Regions from separate parts of the Homo sapiens genome. Here region 1 is linked to region 2. The links are chromatin contacts, found by Hi-C in ENCODE. All regions are on one chromosome and are shown on one strand. The core of a region is the stretch at or near the end of the contact, and the rest is flanking DNA. Distances in the headings are between cores, read along the strand shown. Region 1 holds the start of ABHD3 (abhydrolase domain containing 3, phospholipase). Region 2 holds the start of GREB1L-DT (GREB1L divergent transcript).

The links. Hi-C counts contacts between places; a loop is a spot of excess contacts on that map. Pooled maps may share reads with other maps.
Region 1: a loop to region 2 is called in a map of chondrocyte, with 6 times the contacts of the local background. The contact joins the promoter of ABHD3 here to the promoter of GREB1L-DT in region 2. A Hi-C loop is called at or near these places in 1 of 168 maps with a recorded cell type or tissue (chondrocyte) and 2 of 50 pooled maps.

What each region holds. Positions count from the first base shown.
Region 1 is chr18:21,703,023-21,708,909 of GRCh38, forward strand. ABHD3 (abhydrolase domain containing 3, phospholipase) reads right to left here and starts at 1,752. Exons shown (of 9, transcript NM_138340.5): 1 at 1,482-1,752; 2 at 562-725. The coding sequence starts at 1,643. It also overlaps a transcript of MIB1 not described here. RefSeq lists enhancers at 480-629, 2,090-2,159 and silencers at 1,150-1,919, 4,233-4,433.
Region 2 is chr18:21,239,337-21,245,078 of GRCh38, forward strand. It overlaps GREB1L-DT (GREB1L divergent transcript), which reads right to left and starts at 3,392. Exons shown (of 3, transcript NR_183513.1): 1 at 3,274-3,392; 2 at 1,941-1,999; 3 at 1,339-1,671. It overlaps GREB1L (GREB1 like retinoic acid receptor coactivator), which reads left to right and starts at 2,896. Exons shown (of 33, transcript NM_001142966.3): 1 at 2,896-3,057.

The DNA.
Region 1 (5,887 bases), core at 502-3,001, 460 kb after region 2:
AAACTCCAGAAGGATAGATGACTAAGGGAAATTAATAACAGGCACCATTTAAATCTGGTTCCTGATAAATCCTGGACCGTATCTTTAACACATCAAGAGCTATTATCATCAAGATCCCATTTGCCTGTCAATAGGAAGTCATTTTACACCAATAAATCGCCCAAAACCCAAATTAAGTGGCATCCTTCTCACCCCACCCCCCCCCCCAGTATCTGCTACTTATCAATGAATGAATGCAGATCATCAAAAGATCTGGGTCTTTCTGACAGATGTATGACAAACTGCGAGACAGTAATCCCCAAACACTTCTCTCATCCTAAAAATAAACCATTTACATCAGGTTGGCGGTTAGGGCGGGGACCAGGAGGCAAATACCTGCAGCTGGGGTATTTTCCTGCAGCTGGGGGTGGAGCCGGGGACGTACCTTCCATTTTCATTCCCTCTTTCTGTTCTATATACTTCCTAAAGCAGATTCTATTAACCAAGAACTGGGAATAAGCAAGCAAGCAAACAAACAACCTGTGATTTTGCAGAAATGACTGAAAACGGAAATTCACTTACTTCCTGTACTGCACCGGGGGCTTCGAAGTGATGAAAGGTCTAAGCAGGGTCTGTCCTCGACCCTCCCAGCACCAGACCGTCGGGTAGTACGTTTCTGTAACCACGGGACAGTGGTCTTGAAGGAAGCGGCTGAAACTCTCACCCCCGGTCACTAACTGGGGTTTCTGAAGGGAAAAGCAGTATCAGAGAAGGGCCCAGAGCAAAGTTTCTGCCAACCGTAAACCAGAAACCGGCAAAGACTTGTCGCTCGCGCGCGCGCTTCCTCCGATTACAACTCTTTCTGGAGGGCTGACGCAAAAAATTCACAGTCACAGAGGACTGAAACGGGGGTTTCGCCAATGCCCCGAGGGGAAGGCGAGAATCGCGATAAGGGAGTTTGTTTGTTTTTAACTCCGCCTCCCGGGTTCAGGGGATTCTCCTGCCTCAGCCTCCCGAGTAGCTGGGATTGCAGGCGTCCGCCACCACGCCCGGCTAATTTTTTGTAATTGTAACGGGGTTTCACCATTTTGGTCAGGCTGGTCTCGAACTCTTGACCTCAGGTGATCCACCCGCCTCGGGCTCCCAAAGTGCTGAGATTACAGGCGTGAGCCACCGTGCCCTGCCCGGAGTCATTTTCAAAAGCGCCACGGCGTTCCCGAGTGCGCCGCCGGCTTCGCGATCGGTGACCGGGCAGCGCCGCAGCGCAGAAGTCAGCCGGGTTCAGGCTGCGCTCCGAGGACCACCCGGCCGGGACCCCCAGGGGGCGGGCGAACGGGCGGGGCCTGTTGGCTTTCCCGCGCGCGCTGGGGGCTGCCGCTCGGGAGCAGCTCGCCGCCTATCCCCGGGGCTGCCGACCGCCCCTGGCCGCGCAGCCTCGCGCCGCGCCTGCTACCCTAGCTCCTGGCCCAGCAGCCCGCGGCCCTGCGCCACCCCCGGCTCACCTTGGCAATGCTGCTCAGGTAGTAGAAGGCATAAGCGACGCTGAAGCCCAGGATAAGGGATAAGCCCACCCCCGAGCCGAAGAACCCCACCCGGACTTGGTGTTCCAGGTAGAGGGAGAGCTCCCGGGACAACATCCGCAGGTCCATGGCCAGGCGCTGCATGGCCCCCGAGCGCGGCGCGCGGGTCCTGCGGCGGGAGGAGAGCCGGCTGGCGAGCGGGCGAGAGCGGGCGAGAGCGGACGCGGCGCCGCTGCCTACTCCCGACCACAGTGTCTCCTGCCTGGCGGAGCGCGGCTTCCGACAACGGGCGGGGCGGAGCGGCCCAGGGAGGCGTAGCCCGAGACTCCAACGCCGCCCGCTCCGCCCCGGCTTCCTGGAGCCGCCCCCACTGCCAGCCACTCAGGAACCTTCCAGAAGCGCGGTTCCAAGACCGGCCACCGGGAGGGCGGGCGGACTGGGTTCTCCCAGCTAGGTCGCAGTGGGCGATGGGGATCCCCAAGGGTGGGCCGAGAGCTGACGGATCGGCAGCGCTGGTTAAGGCCCCGCACCTGCAGCCCCAGTGACCTTGAACGATTCCGCTCTGCGGCGGGTGTCCCTAAACTAGCAGTTTAGGGTGTCAGGTAAGCGTGCCTTGCATTCAAAGATTTGGGGAGTTAATGCCAAAGATATGTTAGCAGGTAAGAATCCCACATCCTCTAGACGTTTGCGTTGGTCCTCAAGACTATGGAAAGAGAAAAAATATTCTATGAGCATTCAACAGTGAGGACATCATACTCGACTCTGAATCACTCTGTGAATCTTTTTAGTTGCTAAGTGTCACTTAAATGAGAAGTGGTCTCTGAAAATAAATGAAAAGGTCAAGAATAGCAACCGGGATTCAATTGTTAAAAGCCTATTTGTGGTTCATTAATGCTTTGAATTTAGAGACTTATGGAAATTCACACCGATTACCTAATGTACAGACAAGAAACCATTTATGAAGTAGGGTCTCCTAGGCTTATTTATGGCAATATGATAAATCAGGATACTTATGGTTATCTGAAATGGTTAGAATTTAATAGCCTATTCCTACTCTTATGAACTCCTTCCTCAGAGAGGTAGGAAGAATGGCAAGACTTAAACAGACGAAAGAAGGGAAAGTGCTGTCTAGATTATGAAAAATGCCAAAGGATTGTAAATTAATGATGTAATTTAGATGGGGACATGAGACGGACCAGAAGTGAGCAATTTATTTGGCTCCGATTTGGTCATTGCAACTTGGTGGTTGGCTGCAGCACCCAAAATAATTCAATTACCTTTACTGAGCCTGTTTTTTTCTTGTTTTAATAATCTGTAGCGTAACAATTTCTACTTTATAGAGTTCCCGAGAGGACAAGATAGTGTATATACTGGACTCCCCGTGAGCAGAAGTAATTTTCACGCTCTGGCTCTCACACCTGAGCACACATAGCAAACGTGAATGCATATGCTGGTTGCCATACTTGAAACTTCATAGCATTCTTCATAACCCCTGCACCAGCCTTCTGCACTACCTACCAATAAATGCATGCGTATTTCAGTTTAAGTTTGTTCTGTTTTGTTTTGTTTTGTTTTTTGAGACAGAGTTTTGCTCTTGTTGCCCAGGCTGGAGTGCAATGGCGAGATCTCGGGTCACTGCAACCTCCACCTCCCGGGTTCACGTGATTCTCCTGCCTCAGCCTCCCGAGTACCTGGGATTACAGGCATGCACAACCACACCCAGCTAATCTTGTATTTTCAGTAGAGACAGGGTTTCACCATGTTGACCAGGCTGGTCTGGAACTCCTGATCCACTCGCCTCGGCCTCCCAAAGTGCTGGTGAGAGGTGACAACGTGCTAGCAGCCCTCGCTCGCTCTCAGCACCTCCTCAGGCCAGGGCATCCACTCTGGCCGCGTTTGAGGAGCCCTTCAGCCCGCTGCTGCACTGTGGGAGCCCCTCTCTGGGCTGGCTGAGGCCGGAGCCAGCTCCCTCTGCTTGCAGGGAGGTGTGGAGAGAGAGGCGTGGGCGGGAACCGGGGCTGCTGTGCCCCGCGATCACGGGCCAGCGGGAGTTCCGGGTGGGTGTGGGCTCGGCGGGCCCTGCACTCTGAGCGCCGGCTGGCACCGCCGGCCCTGGCCAGTGAGGGGCTTAGCACCCAGACCAGCAGCTGTGGAGGGTGCCCCGGGTCCACCAGCAGTGCCAGCCCGCCAGCGCTGCACTGGAATTCTTGCTGGGCCTCAGCTGCCTCCCCACGGGGCAGGGCTCAGGACCTGCAGCCCGCCATGCCTGAGCCGCACCCCCCGCCCCACTGTGGGCTCCTGCGGGGCAAGCCTCCCCCACGAGCGCTGCCCCCTGCTCTGCCAAGCCGGGTTCCATCCACCGCCCAAGGGCTGAGGAGTGTGGGGCTGACGGGGCAGTACTGGTGGGCAGCTGCGGCTCCCCTGTGGGATCCACTAGGTGAAGCCAGCTGGGCTCCTGAGTCTAGTGGGGACTTGGAGAACCTTTATGTCTAGCTAAGGGATTGTAAATACACCAATCAGCACTCAGTGTCTAGCTCAAGGTTTGTAAATGCACCAATCAGCACTCTGTATCTAGCTAATCTGGTGGGGACTTGGAGAATCTTTATGTCTAGCTAAGGGATTGTAAATACACCAGTCAGCACTCTGTGTCTAGCTCAAGGTTTGTAAACACACTAATCAGCACCCTGTGTCTAGCTCAAGGTTTGTAAATGCACCAATCAGTGCTCTGTGGGGACTTGGAGAAATTTTGTGTCTAGCTCAGCGATTGTAAATGTACCAATCACCACCCTGTCAAAACGGACCAGTCAGCTCTCTGTAAAACAGACCAGGCAGCTCTCTGTAAAATGGGCCAATCAGCAGGATGTGGGTGGGGCCGATAAGGGAATAAAAGCAGGCTGCCCGAGCCAGCAGAGGCAACCTACTGGGGTCGCCTTCCACGTTGTGGAAGCTTTGTCCTTTTGCTCTTTGCAGTAAATCTTGCTGCTGCTCATTCTTTGGGTCCACGCTGTCTTTATGAGCTATAACACTCACTGCGAAGGTTTGCAGCTTCCCTCCTGAGCCAGGGAGACCACGAACCCACCAGAAGGAAGAAACTCCAAACACATCCGAAGATCAGAAGGAACCAACTCTGGACGCCCCTCTTTTAAGAACTGTAACACTCACTGCGATGGTCCGCGGCTTCATTCTTGAAGTCAGTGAGACCAAGAACCCACTAATTCTGGACACACGGGGATTACAGGCATGAGCCACTGTGCCTGGCCCAGTTTAAGTTTAAAGTGAAAGTATTATCGAATAAAATGTTTGTCTGAGCTTGGGCATTATAACAAAATACCATAGCCTAGGTGACTTAAACATACATGTATTTCTCACTGTTCTAGAGGCTGGAAGTTTGAGATCAGGGTACCGATGTGGTTGGGTTTTGGTGAGGGCCCTCTTTTGCCTTGCAGATGGCTTCTCAGGAAGCTCTGATGTCTCTTCCTCCTCTTTTAGAGGCACCAATTCCATCATAGGGACCCTGTCCTCATTATCTCGCCTAAACCTAACTACATCCCAAAAGCCGTGCCTCCTAATACCATCACCTTGAGGGGCTAGGGCTCCAACATGTGAAGGTGGAGGCGGGGGATACAAACATTGATGCCTATAATATTTTATGGCCATCATGGTGTGTAGAAAATGTACTGACCTAGGAGTAAAAAACAGCTCTGAACTTATCCACCAAACTTAGGCAAATCATTTACTCTTTGGGGGCCTCAGTTCCTTGTCTGTAAAATGAGATGATTGAGATGGAGGTTGTCCAAGTTTATTTCCTGTTAGAAAAACATTCTCCATCTTTCTTTAGAACTACTATTTTGGCTGGGCATAGTGGCTCACGCCTGTAATCCCAGCACTTTGGGAGGCCGATGCAGTTGAGTCACTTGAGGTCAGGAGTTCGAGACCAGCTTGACCAACATCGTGAAACCGCATCTCTCCTAAAAATACAAGAAAATTAGCTGGGCATGGTGGTGGGTGCTTGTAATCCCAGCTACTCAGGAGGCCGAGACAGGAGAATTGCTTGAACCCGGGAAGGCGGAGATTCCAGTGAGCCAAGAGCATGCCACTGCACTCCAGCCTGGGCGACAGAGGGAAACTGCCTGAAAAAACCCAAAAAACCAAGTAACTGTTATTCCCAATTTATACATGAGGAAATGAGAGCTCAGAAAGTTTAATTCATTCATTCAATCAGTGTCTTCTTGGGTGATTACAGGGCACTGAGGATCCAATCATAATAATACTTAGAGTCTAGTGTGGCAACAGAGGAGTAAGCAGTTACATTACAAAAAGTGTGGTGTCTGGGGATGGTTCCAGATGCAGCAGGTACACAGGGTTCTTAGTAGCAAACAGCAAAAGTC
Region 2 (5,742 bases), core at 2,142-4,641:
ACTCCAGCCTGGGCAACAAGAGCAAAACTCTGTCTCAAAAAAAAAAAAAAAAAAAAAAAAAAAAAAAAAAGTGTTTCAGGCACTAATGCATCTTCTTTTTTTTTTTTTCTTTTTGAGACATAGTCTCACTCTGTCACCAGGCTGGAGTCAGGATTCAAAACTATGGGACCTTTTTTCAGAATGTTCACTCTGAACCCTATCATCTTTTATAATTATGGAGGTCTACTGGGCATGCTGAGGGACATAGAAATCCCAAAGGGAAGACAAGGCAGAAACACAAATTCAGGACACAGGAGTGTGAAATCTTTTTTTTTTTTTTTGAGTCGGAATTTTGTTCTTGTTGCCCAGGCTGGGGGTGCAATGGCGCAATTTGGCTCACTCCAACCTCCGCCTCCAGGATTCAAGCGATTCTCCTGCCTCAGCCTCCCAAGTAGCTGAGAATACAGGTGTGTGCCACCAACACCTAGCTAATTTTGCATTTTTAGTAGAGATGGGGTTTCACCATGTTGGTCAGGCTGGTCTCGAACTCCTGACCTCAAGTGTTCCACCTGCCTTGGCCTCCAAAGGGCTGGGATTACAGGCGTGAGACACTGTACCCGGCTGGGAGTTTGTTATCTAATGAAGATGGCATTGAACTCTTTTCAATCTACCAGGATATATAGATTACTCTCACTTTTACCCTTGTTAGGGACTTGCCTTGTTTACTGACAAATCACCACTACTACTGATATATTGTGCCGTCTAACTCACATTAGGTGCTCAATATCTGTTGAATGGATGAAGAATGAATACCAGAGTCCTGTAATATTAGACTATGGTCCTTGAGTGACTGCCAGATTTGCTTTCACATTTCTAGGGTCTAGTGTACCTGGCACTCAACAAATGGTCCTTGCACTAAGAGAGAAAACTGCACTGGTGGTTTTACTTTAAAGCGGCTCCTTGTTCAGTGTCCTTATCTTTAAATTGGAAGGTGTTTTGCTTCTGCCCAACCCCCACACACTCTACAGACCTTGTGATGGGTTGAGTTTTTCAAAAGATTCTCACCTGCTTTAACTTCTATGAGCTTAGTTTATATTCACCAGGTGAACTTAAAATTTCAGTTTCTACAGCACTGTCTTTTCCACGTGTATGGCCAGTTCTCATGATGAGTTTACTAAGTGACTTTGGATTCTTTTAGCTATTGCTAATCATCTGCACCTTTCTGTTGTAGTTATTTTAAAGCCCGCCCGCGCGCGCGCGCGCACACACACACACACACACACACACACACACACTCTTGAGTCAGGGTCTCTGTCACCCAGGCTAAAAGCGCTGGGACTACAGACATGAGCCACCGCGTGGGGCCAAAAACATACGGATTTTATTTACTAAACCTGTATTGTGTGCATGACCCAGAATTGTGGGAGTACAGCAATGACTGAGAAAGCCGTGTTTCCCACCTTCGTGGCACATAACAATGTTTCTATGGGTTTTTAAAGGCCCAACAACAGGGATTCAATTATAAAATAAAAATATTTCGGTACAAAACATGATTTAAAAAAAGACAACTATGTCTTCCGAGTGGAGGAGGGAAAGGACAATCAAACCTCGAACAAATCGTTTATCTTGCTAGTCACAGCTTAGCTATGCCTTGTTATTTTCCGGTGATTCCAAACTTCCAGTCCATTCCCTCTGCATGGATCAAAAGTGACAGGAAAGAAAAAAATGTATTTCGGATATGGCAAAAAAGAAAAATGCAAGACAAGCAAACAAAAGTACTGGGACATCGTATGAGAACTAGTTTAATTGACAATGTCTTTAAATGGTACCTATCACTTGACAATGATTCCAACCCACCCGGGCCTGGGCGCCGCGGCTGCCTCCCCACTCCCACGCACACGGGGAGCTCCCCCGGGCTGTACTGCACTAAAGGCACTCAAAATACATCAGCCTTTCCTTACCTCGATTCTTCCACCACATCCAGCATGGAGCTGCTGCTTCCAGAGATGTAGTCGCCTATCTGTGGCAACAATTAGTTTTAAAAATGGAGCCGCATCTCTAATAACAAAAGCCTCCAGCTGTGAAAAGTGGAGCTAAATCTCTCTACCGGGCCGCAGCATCTCTCAAGAACCTTTTCCCCGCAGCACCCGTCAAGGCCCAGGGCCAGCTGGACGCGGCTGCCCTGGGGTGGAGCCGTCCCCGTGGTCCCGGGAGGCTACCGACGAGCCGGGGCCCGGGGCCGGAGGGCGTGCTCCTCCGGGAGGTGCAAAAGTCGGCTTGGGCCCGGAGCTCCCGGGTTTGTTTGGTTTTGTCCGCGCCCTGCCCCCACCCTACCCCCTTCATGCAAAAGGCCAAGGGTTTCCGAGCCACCACTGCCCAGGCCGAGTTCACGCTTGGGGCTCTTCAGCCGCCGTCCAGTGAACAGAGAAAGCAATTGCGCAGAGGCGAGAGCAGGCTGAATGAACGCGGGCTCCAGGGGAAATAATTTTTCCTCCTGGCTTCGCGCGTCAGCACACTGGGGTGCAGCCCTCCCTCACAGAAGACCCCCCCCCCGCACGACCCCCTGTACACCCCCGCGGGGCTGCGCGTTCGTCTGTGCGGCGGGGTTTGGGAATGGAGGCGTGAGGACCGCGCATCGAGGGCTCCACAGGCTGGGCGGGGGGCGTCGTTGGAGGGGGGTAGGGGAGAAATGCGCGCCCACCACCCTCACAGAGGGCGAGGGACCCCCAAAAGCCACTCGCGGACGCCGAGGCAGCGGGAAGGCGCGAGGCGGGGCGGGGGGAGGGGGCGCGGGGGTCCCCGCTGCGGAGGCCAGGGCGGGCGGGAGGGGCAGCACCTGAGGAATCCGCCTCCGGCTGCGGCGGCCGCCGCCTCGCTCCGCCCCGGGGAACTGAGCGCGCGGACCGCGCGCCTGCCAGAGAGACGCCAGCCGCCGGCGGCGCTAGCACCTCGGAGTCGGGCGGCCGGAGCAGCGGAGCGCAGCGCGGCGCAGGGAACGGCACTGGGGGTGGGGAGACCAGCCCGGCCGAGCCGAGGGCCACCCCCTGGTCCTCTGCCCTCGCGCCCCGCTAGGGCCAGGTGAGCGGCCGCGGGGACTCCGGGGCGCGGGCAGGAGGTGAGAGGTCGCGAACCGGGCGCGGGAGCTCGCCTGTGACCGGCAGGAGCTGCCCTTTGGCGGGCTGGACGCCCTGGCCGCGCGGGGAAGCGCCGCAGCGGACTTTTCCGGAGGGATGGGAAGCTCAGCGGGGGTGTGAGCGGAGCGCGTGCGGGTGGCGAGGGAGCGCCAGTGCCAACCTGGGAGCCGTGCCTGCCTTCCCTGCCGCCTCGCGTCGCCCACCGAAGGGACCCGGCCGTGCTGTCCGCGCCCAGAGGCCGAAGGCCTGTCACCGGGCTCTACTCGCTGCCTTTGTGGCGGGAGCGAGACGGCCCGGGGGTGGGACGAGGGAGCTGCGGCGCGCCGAGTAGCGCGGGGTCCCCCGGCGGAGGCGGCGAGGGGGCACCTGGTTCGTCTCCCCGAGCCCAGGGGCAGTGAGGGGGTGCCGGGCAGGCGGGCGGGCGACAGGTAGGGCGCCGCGGAGGTGGCGGGGAGAGGATGGATGGAGTTCAGCCTGGGAAAGTTGAGAACGTCCAGAGGTGGCTGGGCGCTCGCTCGGCGTCTGTGGGTTTTTTTCCTCAACACCAAATGTCACTTCGTCACGAGCGGGCGCGCGTGTCTTCCGGCCAGCATGTCCATTTTTCTGTGCATGGCTGAGGACCACTCTTATTCCGAATGAGACACAAAGAGTTGTGTTGACAGCTGACCCTGACACAAGCAGACAGCGAGTGAGGTGCGCCCTGGCCGGGGAGGGTGAGGGAGACTCGTTAAAGGAAATCCATTCCCGCCGTCCCTCTTCCCAGCTCCATTAAGAGGAAACTCCATGTGGAGATTCAGTGCGTGGGGTTTCTCAGTTACATGAGTCCAAGGAACGTCCCCGAACGCGACTCGTTTGCCCGGAACTGCCGCTGCCTCTAACCGAGGCTGCGGGTCCTGGAGAAACTCCTCAGTCTTGCCCCTTTCTCCGGTGAACGTGACGGTTCCAAGGTCCTTATCCTCCCCACCCACTCCTCTGGCCCCGGCTGAGAGGATAGAAACCACATTTTAATTTCTGCTTTTCACACCGTAAGGTGTTTTTTTCCGCCTCCCCCCGCCTCGAGGCGGGAATCCCTGCTTAAATCACATTTTTAAACCTAGCCGTTTAAATACAGGGAAGAGCTTTCCCACAAAAGGTTTTTGAACTCAGTCCCCCTTAATAAAACCTCTCATTCATCTATATATGTTCTTAGACTTTAAATCCTGGAACTCTGCTTTGAGTGTTGTGACTGTGTTGTTTCTTCTCTTTGCTGAAATTTTCTAGGAGGTTTTGTGAATGATACTGAAAAATTATTTAAAAGAGAAAAAATTAAATTGTTGAAATATTTAGTAATACAGTTACATGCATATAGGTATGTATTTCAAGAGGAAAATGTTTAATGAATGAATATATAAGTAGGGTAAACATTTCAAACAACAGTGAAGAGTATACAGTGTAAATTAAGCCCTCTTTCCTCTCCTCCATACAAGCCTTCATCCTTCTCAGAGGCAGCCACTGTTGTATATTTTTTGTATATCTTTCCGTAAGTCTATTAAAATGGAATTACATTATAGATGATGAAAGGGATTGAATATAAGACTGAACTATATATTCGTGGTGATGACCATTAACTTGATACCCACTCATGATGACATGAGATTATTTAGCCAAATGTGGACAATTATTACCTTGAAGATCAGTTAGAGGGCTAAAAATCTTAGAACAGTATGCAGTGGAAAGCAAAACTATTAAACTAATATCTCCTCCTGCACACACACCAGTTTCCCTACACTGGTTTTTGCAATCTTTATTGAATTTTTCCTCCATTTTGGAATTCTTTATGAAGTAGAGAATGAGAACTGTAGTAGTTTACTTTGTCTACCGCAGTGTGTATCTGAAAACACTGAAAGGGCGTGTGTATACTCCCATTGACATGACATAATATAAAGATGTTAGTGGTAAAGGATAAATACGAAGGCCGAGTTTCAGATGTTTGGTTGCATCTCTTAATTCTAGGCCTGGATTTGCCACAAACCCGCCACACGACGTAACTTTTTTTTGGAAAACTTTGTTTCCCACTCAGTTAGATAAAGGAATTGAACTATGTGATTTTTAAGGGTCCTTCGAACTCCAGAGTTCTACGATTAAAATAGTTGTCCTAAAACTGGCTAAAGATAACCATTGGACTGTGGATGTTAGACAGTGGGGCGACAAAAAACATTCCTGAATGGTGGATTCATGAAGAGGAGGTTAGAGATGTTTAAACTATATCCCTGCTCTTACGAGTTTGATGTCATTGGAGAACAGCTACTCTCCTTACCCACAGAATGTGTGTTTATGTTGCTGATAGAGGCCAAACACCGGGCTGAGGGCCTCTCATGTCACCTTGTGTGGCTAAGGAGAGTGAATTCTCCTCGCAGCCCACAGTGTCATTTTTAGGAAAATTACTCTTACCAAACTCTTCTTTTTGGTAAAGTGGAAATTAACTTTACCTACTTGAAAGAGACTTGACATAATTTAATTTATACTTCTCTGAAGTGTTTAGATTATGAACATCCCTTATAGCTAAGATATTTTAGTTACTTGATAAATATTCACCTAGGGAGTATGTTCTTATTAGGAAACTTCTAATTTGTAAAGTACCTGCAGCCTT